Linked DNA regions of Homo sapiens: regions 1 and 3 are each linked to region 2. A link is a contact called in ENCODE Hi-C or POLR2A ChIA-PET data. All regions are on one chromosome and are shown on one strand. The core of a region is the stretch at or near the end of the contact, and the rest is flanking DNA. Distances in the headings are between cores, read along the strand shown. Region 1 holds the start of PLPP2 (phospholipid phosphatase 2). Region 2 has its middle 5.2 kb from the start of CIMAP1D. Region 3 has its middle 24 kb from the start of PLPP2.

Region 1 (2,500 bases), core at 1-2,500, 190 kb before region 2:
TGCTCAAGCTTCCAGCATAGAGGTGCACTCGGCCTGGCCACCACCCCTGGCACACAGCAGCAACAGCCAACCCCATCTCGGCTGTACCTCCCGCTGCTGTGTGACCTCCGGCAGGTGACTCAGCACCTCCCTCACAGGCTGTTGTAAGGGAAATGTTTGTTATTTGCATGTTGCTTAGTTCCTGGCATACAGAAAGTGCCACCTAAATGTTTACATAAATAACACCATAGGTGCTCAGGAAATGGTACCACGGGCTGGCAGACACCCACAGGGACTTCTTGCTGTCACCTGGCCCACCCTAAAAAAGGGTCTCCTTCCGGAGGTAAGAGGACTTGGCCTCTGCTGTGAGATGGCAGAGAAGCAGGAAACACGTTGGGGAGGAGGGCACCCCCCAGAGATAGAATTCCAGGGCCATTGTCTGTGCAGCCACAGAGCAAACACTCGGCCTTTGTTCCCGGGACCCTGCGGGAGGGGGGCCTCGGGATGCCCATTCCGCCAGTGTGGCCCGCAAACCCGCCGGACAGGTTTGGTTCTCCTGGCCTCCCGGCCCCCCGCCACCCCGTTCACCCGAAGCCTGGGACCCAGCCTTCATCCCCAGTGTCTCCCCCGCCCGAGCCAGCAGGGCGGCTGGGCCTCCCCGCACGTGCACGGGTTCGAATCCCGCCGACGCACCGGGTGCCAGGACCGAGGGTCAGCCCTCTCCGCGCGCAGCGGGAGCGCCCACCCCAGGGGCGGAGGCGCGGACGTCCTGCCGGGGTAACCCGCGGCCGCCCCCACCTCCCGGGCCCGCGTGACTCACCTCCCAGGCCAGGCGGGGCGGGATGGAGGCGCGCGCGCGGCCCCTCCGCACAGACTTCCTGCTGCCGGGGCGGGGGATGCTGGCCCCGGCTCCCCGGGCCTCTCGCGACCCCCATCCCCCTGGGCCTGGGACGCGGGGACCCCCGAGCCTGGGAGGGCGCGCGCAGTGCGGGGCGCGGAGGGAGGTCTGGTCCTCACGCGAGGTCCCCGCCTCCAGGGTCCTCGGAGGGACGAGGGCGCGCAGCCTCCGCGTTCCCCTGCAAACTTGCGCGCAGCCGGGGGCGTGTCCGTCCCGGGAGGGTCCCCCCAACACCCGGGTCCCCAAGGCTCTTACCGACCAGTAAGCACAGCACGTCGAGCAGCACGAAGACCCACCTCCGCTGCATGGTCCCCGCGACCCCCGACGCCGGTCCCAGCGCGTCCCGTCGCGTCCCGGCCCGGCCGCGGAGTCACGTGGCGCGGAGCCCGCCCCGCGCGGAGAGGAGGGGAGGGGCGGGAAGGGGAGGAGGGGAGGGGCGGGGAGGGCACGAGGGGAGAGGTGAGGAGGGGAGGGGAGGGGAGGAGGGAGGGTTAGGGGCGGGGAGGGGAGGAGGGAGGGGGAGGGGAGGAGGGGAGGGCTAGGGGCGGGGAGGGGAGGGGGGAGGGGGAGGGAAGGGAAGAAGGGGGGGAGGGGAGGAGGGAGGGGGGACGGCAGCGGCGGGCAGGGGAGCAGCGGGGGGGGCGGGGCGCGGCGGACCCGGGACCGCGCGGACTCTGCCCCCGCCTGGCCGCGGCGCCCAAAAGAGCGGGTGGGGCGAGCGTGCGGGCGCCACGGGGACCTCGTCCGCCCGGAGTCCCGGCCCTGACCCGGGCTGTGCGGGTCTCCGAGCGGCGTGAGGTCCTCAGAGGCTGGAGGTTCCCCGCGGGTCGGGCCGGCGGAGCCCCGGGCGGGGACGTGGAGAAGGAGGACGAGCAGCGGCGGGACCGGCCCCGCGGGACGGTTCCCGACTTTCCTCCTCAGGGAGTGGCAGCCGCGCCGTGTGCGCCTGGAAACTCCGACAGCAGGAGGCACCTTAAAGTGGAAGGGGCGACGTGGCTTCATTTCAGGAGTTTCTTTTCTCCTAATACTCAAAATCCTGGCGCGTCCTTGGACCCCTGGCACGTTAGAAGCTCGAGTTCCTCGGCACCCACCTTGCGACGGCGTAGGGTGTCCAGGCGCAGCCCTGTGCCCAGGCACCGTTCCTATCAGCGCACTTGCTGTCCCATTTCACAGAAGAGCACGGGGGCGCCAGGAGCTGGGAACCCCATGAAATGGCGCCGGGGTCTGTGCCCCCACCAGGTCGTGGGGAGCCCTGAGCTGAGGGTGCCTGGGGATTGAGGGCACCTGAGCCAGGGAAACCCAGGCCCAAGGGACCCACACTGGGTCCTTTCGGCTGGGACCATCCGGGAGGCCTCAGGAGTGTCAGACCCACGTTTCCGGAGTCCAGCCTTGACCTCTGCCACTCACGGTCACTTAAATGGGAAGTGGCAGGCCTGGGGTCAGAAACAAGGCTGCTGGGCCCCAGATCCGCTGCCACCCTGACCCTCCTCTAAAACCCGTTCAGCACCACCATCAGCCCCCTGCCCCAGCAACACCAAAACAGGGTGCGTCTCAGCAACTGGACTTCAACTGGGAGCTCCTCGACCCTGCTTCCCGGATGGTCAGACACCTGCACGTGGGGCA
Region 2 (2,700 bases), core at 145-2,644:
AGACCCTTGTTCTCACCGTAATTAGGAACTCAGCCAGTGTTTATTTGGGGCCAGGCCCTGCTCAGGTGCTGGGAAAACGGGAGAGGACAAAACACACAAGTTCCTCGTCCTCCCTTTCCCTTGGAGACAGGCAGGCAGATAAGTGAAACTTACGTGAGTGCAGAGGGCACGTCGCGCTATGGAGGAAACGTGGGCGAAGGGGGTGTTGGAGGCCGAAAGAGTGAGGGCCGTGATCAACTCAGTATACCACTGGGGGGCTATATGAGTAGACAGCAAACTGTTCTCGTAAATGCAGAATGTTGGCAAACTGACAAACTGCGTCTGCCGTGCAGAAGGGCTGCTGAGGGCCATCACCACCCAGGCACAAATGTTTCCTACGATTAGGCATAATTGAAGCCCGTCAGTAACAATATGAACCTGTGATCAATTAAGCAGCTGCTCAATCGTTACCTCCTCCTCTCTGCTCTTGTTACCCAATAAATACTAAGGGCTGTAGAAGCTCAGGAAGCTGCCTTTGCTCACTAGGAGCAGGGAGCCCTTTTCTTCTTCTTTTTCTCTTTTTTTTTTTTTGGGGGGGGGGGGGATGGAGTTTCACCCTTGTCGCCCAGGCTGGAGTGCAGTGGCGCCATCTCAGCTCACTGCAACCTCTGTCTCCCAGGTTCAAGTGATCCTCCTGCCTCAGCCTCTCGCGTAGCTGGGATTACAGGCGTGCGCAACCACGCCCGGCTAATTTTTGTATTTTTAGTAGAGACGGGGTTTCTCCATGTTGGCCAGGCTGGTCTCGATCTCCTGACCTCGTGATCCGCCTGCCTCGGCCTCCCAAAGTGCTGGGATTACAGGCGTGAGCCACCGTGCCCGGCTAATTTTGTATTTTTAGTAGAGACGGGGGTTTCTCCATGTTGGCCAGGCTGGTCTCGATCTCCTGACCTTGTGATCCGCCTGCCTCGGCCTCCCAAAGTGCTGGGATGACAGGCGTGAGCCACCATGCCCGGCCCCTTCTTCTCTCTTTCCTTCTCTCTTCTTCTTCCCCACGTTGCCCTTCCTTTAAAATAGTTACTTTTAAGTTTTTATTTCTATTTAAAAGTTTCCTTTGTTTCTTGTTATCATTTTCTACGTTTGTCCCTTCGTTCAGTCTTATAATGACGGTCTCAGGCAGTAACTGTGGCGGTCAGCCACAGGGTGGTTGGTGGTGTGAGCGTCTGCGATGTGAACTGGGAGGTCGGGAGCCTCGCGGAGAAGGTCACGCTCCAGCAGAGACCAGAGGAGAAGCCGAACTCGGGAGGCGGGCGAGGCATTCCAGGCTGACAGGAACTGCACGCACAGAGGCCCTGGGGCAGGACCTGCCTGGTGTGTAGGAGAAACAGCGACGAGGCCCGTGCAGCTGGAGCAGCGTGAGCAAGGAGAAGAGGAGCCGGGAGGAAGCCGATGCGGCGGGTCCTGCACGGCCTGTGGACTGTGGGGACACGGGTGACGTGTGAGCAGGGACGCGTCCCAATCAGAGCTCACAAGCGCCCTCTGGTGACATCTGGGAGAGCAAAACGTGGGCGGTGCCGGGAGAGGGCGTCACATGCTGGGAAGGATGATGAGGATGGATGACAGGAAGGATGATAGGGGAGGATGATGGGAAGGATGATGGGGAAGGATGATGGTAAGGATGATGGAGAAGGATGATGGGGAAGGATGATGGGGAAGGATGATGGGGAAGGATGATGGAGAACGATGATGGAGAACGATGATGGAGAAGGAATGTGGGAAGGTGATGGGGAAGGATGATGGGAAGGATGATGGGGAAGGATGATGGTAAGGATGATGGAGAAGGATGATGGAGAAGGATGATGGAGAACGATGATGGAGAACGATGATGGAGAAGGAATGTGGGAAGGATGATGGGAAGGATGATGGAGAACGATGATGGAGAACGATGATGGAAAACGATGATGGAGAATGATGATGCAGAAGGAATGTAGGAAGGATGATGGGGAAGGATGATGGAAAGGATGATGGGAAGGATGATGGAGAACGATGATGGAAAACGATGATGGAGAACGATGATGGAGAAGGAATGTGGGAAGGATGATGGGGAAGGATGATGGGAAGGATGATGGAGAAGGAATGTGGGAAGGATGATGGGGAAGGATGATGGAGAACGATGATGGAAAACGATGACGGAGAATGATGATGGAGAAGGAATGTGGGAAGGATGATGGGGAAGGATGATGGAAAGGATGATGGGAAGGATGATGGAGAACGATGATGGAGAACGATGATGGAGAAGGAATGTGGGAAGGATGATGGGGAAGGATGATGGGAAGGATGATGGGAAGGATGATGGAGAAGGAATGTGGGAAGGATGATGGGGAAGGATGATGAGAAGGATGATGGGGAAGGATGATGGGAAGGATGATGGGAAGGATGATGGGAAAAGATGATGGGAAAGTATGATGGGAAGGATGATGGGAAGGATGATGGAGAACGATGATGGAGAAGGATGATGGAGAAGGATGATGGGAAGGATGATGGAGAACGATGATGGAGAAGGAATGTGGGAAGGATGATGGGGAAGGATGATGGGAAGGATGATGGAGAAGGATGATGGGGAAGGATGATGGGGAAGGATGATGGGAAGGATGATGGGGAAGGATGATGGGAAGGATGATGGGAAGGATGATGGGGAAGGATGATGGGGAAGGATGATGGAGG
Region 3 (2,700 bases), core at 62-2,561, 210 kb before region 2:
GGGGGAAAAGTATTCAAAGATAGAAAGTGAATAGAATTTGTAACCATGATAATTTAATGTTTCATTGTGATATTTTCTAAAACAGAAGAGTTTAAGAATATTCAAAGTCAATTTCCTCAATGATACTTTGCAGAATGTGATGAAACTAGAGAAACAAAAATGGCAGGATATTCTGAGTGATTTTAGATGTTGCTAGGATTTATGGGAAAAAATAATTTACCTGTTAGAGAATCACAAATAATTATTGGAAGCCCAAACTCTGAAATGTTTCCAAATTTAGTTGAACTTGTAAGTAATTATAATGTCAATATAGCTAGTCATGAAGTTAATGATAAAAGACGACCCATGCCTTATTTATGTAATAAAATATACAATGAATGATTAATGCTCCTCGGAAAATACGCTGGACTTGAACTACAATTGAGAGTGTCAGAATCAAAATATATTTGATTGTATAACAGGAGTAGCCCATCATGAACAAATGTATCATCTCATAAAGTATGCTCACGTTAAATATACTGTCAGAACAATGGAAAAAGCTGTTTTGCCTTTGTTGAAAGAATAATGGAGACAGTCCAGCTTAGGGAATTATTAGGTTGGAAACATACAATGCTGGCATAAGAACGTCCTGGACAGGGATGTAACAGTGAACAGCTCTGGCAGGTGTAGGAAAGGGTCGCAGCCATCATATCCCCTCCCCAAATGCTCAAACTAAATCTGCACATACGTCTGTATTAGGATTTGGTACATGTTATTTCGTGTGGGGAGGTATAAACAATGCATTTAAACTTTACGTTTCTAGTTAGAATATGCCTATTGCTAAATATTTCCATACTGATTCAACTACTTCAGTGCTGTGAGACAAATGAGCTATTACAACACGAATGAAAGCGCTGGCGACTCCGCAGCGCCGGCCGGTCCCCAGCCATCACCCGCGCCGTCCCGATGGCGCCGCTCGCGTTGCTCCTTTCTCGGCGCCAGGATCTCTCCCCAGGAACCAGCGCAGATCCGGAGGCCACGCTGCGCTGCGCTGCGCTGCGCTGCGCTGTCAGGACGCGCAGTTCCCGCCCCGCTGAAGGGACACCGTTTTACAACACGCCGCGTAGACCGTGACAGGGAAGTAAGGCCCACGGCAGCGCTCCCTCCTCAGCACTCGCGGCCGCGGACAGGACGCCTTTTCCTCCTCCTCTCACCTGGTGACCGGGTGTCCCGAACCGCGGCCGCTCCCGGGCGGGTCCTGAAGAGACCGTGGCTCCGTCTTCCCGGTCGACGCCCCGGGGCGACGAGTGCGGATCCGCCGCGGTTCCCGCGCGTGCTCCAGGTTGGGCGGGAGCCGGGCGCCCCCTCGCGGCAGTCCTGGGGAGTCTCTGAAAATCAGCGTTCGGATGACTGCAGGCCGTGATTTCGGAAATGTCAACTGAAATCGAGGCCACCATCCCGTGCCTTGATCGGAACGGATGGAGATTTTAAAAACTAAAAAAGATGGCCCGGGCGCGGTAGCTCACGCGTGTAAACCCAGCACTTTGGGAGGCCGAGGCGGGCGGATCACCCGAGGTCGAGAGTTTGAGACCAGCCTGACCAACGTGGAGAAACCCTGTCTCTACTAAAAATACAAAATTAGCTGGGCGTGGTGGCGCATGCCTGTAATCCCAGCTACTCGGGAGTCTGAGGCAGGAGAATCGCTTGAACCCAGGAGGCGGAGGTTTCGGTGAGCTGCACCATTGCACTCCGGCCTGGGCAACAAGAGTGAAACTCCGTCTCAAAAAAATAAAATAAATAAAATAAAAACTAAAAAAGATGTCCAGTAGGCAAAAGTCAGTTGAGTTTCTTCATATCACCAATAATGGATGGAAATAATTGGAACTAGAAATATTAAAATACCATTTACAATAGCACCCCTGAAGCTGAATCCATTAAGTATCAGCGTAACAAAAGGTGTGCAAACATGCATTCGGAAAACCATGAATCACAGTTGAGAGAAACCAAAAGAGGTATAAGTAAATGCAGAGATGTTCCTTATTTAGGAGAAGTACACTCATTATTGTGAAGGTGACAATTCTTTCCAAATCGATCTATAGATTCAGCCAAATCCCAGTTAAATTCCAGGCAAAGATATCGACAAACTGTTCCTAAACCCAGAATGGATGAAATAAGACTGAAGGAGAACAAAGTTAAAGACCTCACACATCTGGATCTGAACACTCACCCTAAAGCCACAGTAATGAAGAGAGCGTGGCAGTGGTGAAGCGGTTAGACACATAGATAAGTGGGACAGAACAGAGAGCCCCCAAACAGACTCAAGCCAACTGACTTTGTCAAACGGACAAAGGCAACTCAGTGGAGAAAGAGAAGTCTGTTCCACAAAAGACAACAGAACAATTGCAAACCATAGGGGAAAGAAATGAATGGAGACAAAAACCTTGTATTTTATCCAAAAATTCACTCAAAATAGTCCATAGACTTAAATTTTCAAGTGCAAAGTTGTGAAAGTTATAGAAGAAAGCCGAGAAAAATATCTGCATGGCCTTGGTTTGGGTGATGAGTTTCTAGATGCAATACACCAAAAGCCAACCCACAAAAGAAAACAAAACAATAACGGGGACTTTATTAAAATTTAAAATGGCTGCTCTGGTTAAGAGAACAAAAAAGCAATTCACAGACTGATTGATAGAAAATATTTGGGAAACAGCCGGGCAAGGT

Evidence for each region. Hi-C counts contacts between places; a loop is a spot of excess contacts on that map. ChIA-PET counts read pairs that join two places held with the same protein, here RNA polymerase II (POLR2A). Pooled maps may share reads with other maps.
Region 1: a loop to region 2 is called in a map of heart left ventricle, with 2.6 times the contacts of the local background. The contact joins the promoter of PLPP2 here to the enhancer-like site in region 2. A Hi-C loop is called at or near these places in 5 of 168 maps with a recorded cell type or tissue (PC-9, chondrocyte, dorsolateral prefrontal cortex and 1 more) and 13 of 50 pooled maps. POLR2A ChIA-PET finds 5 or more read pairs at or near these places in 3 of 52 experiments (H1, WTC11 and activated B cell).
Region 3: a loop to region 2 is called in a pooled map, with 3 times the contacts of the local background. The contact joins two enhancer-like sites. A Hi-C loop is called at or near these places in 1 of 168 maps with a recorded cell type or tissue (dorsolateral prefrontal cortex) and 6 of 50 pooled maps. POLR2A ChIA-PET finds 5 or more read pairs at or near these places in 3 of 52 experiments (HCT116, activated T-cell and naive thymus-derived CD4-positive, alpha-beta T cell).

Annotation. Positions count from the first base shown.
Region 1 is chr19:290,153-292,652 of GRCh38, forward strand. It overlaps PLPP2 (phospholipid phosphatase 2), which reads right to left and starts at 1,251. Exons shown (of 6, transcript NM_003712.4): 1 at 1,133-1,251. The coding sequence starts at 1,184. RefSeq lists enhancers at 1-447, 1-417, 448-1,145.
Region 2 is chr19:478,842-481,541 of GRCh38, forward strand. It overlaps a transcript of CIMAP1D not described here. Among named protein-coding and RNA genes, the nearest start is that of CIMAP1D, 5.2 kb to the left of the region's middle. Within about 2 kb of position 1,395, at least 8 of the 41 ENCODE cell types and tissues checked have a DNase peak (open chromatin) inside an H3K27ac peak, as active enhancers do; they include dorsolateral prefrontal cortex and heart left ventricle, where a contact is called at or near this core.
Region 3 is chr19:266,205-268,904 of GRCh38, forward strand. No RefSeq gene overlaps it. Among named protein-coding and RNA genes, the nearest start is that of PLPP2, 24 kb to the right of the region's middle. RefSeq lists an enhancer at 1,030-1,159 and a silencer at 1,320-1,399. Within about 2 kb of position 1,312, at least 12 of the 41 ENCODE cell types and tissues checked have a DNase peak (open chromatin) inside an H3K27ac peak, as active enhancers do; they include dorsolateral prefrontal cortex, where a contact is called at or near this core.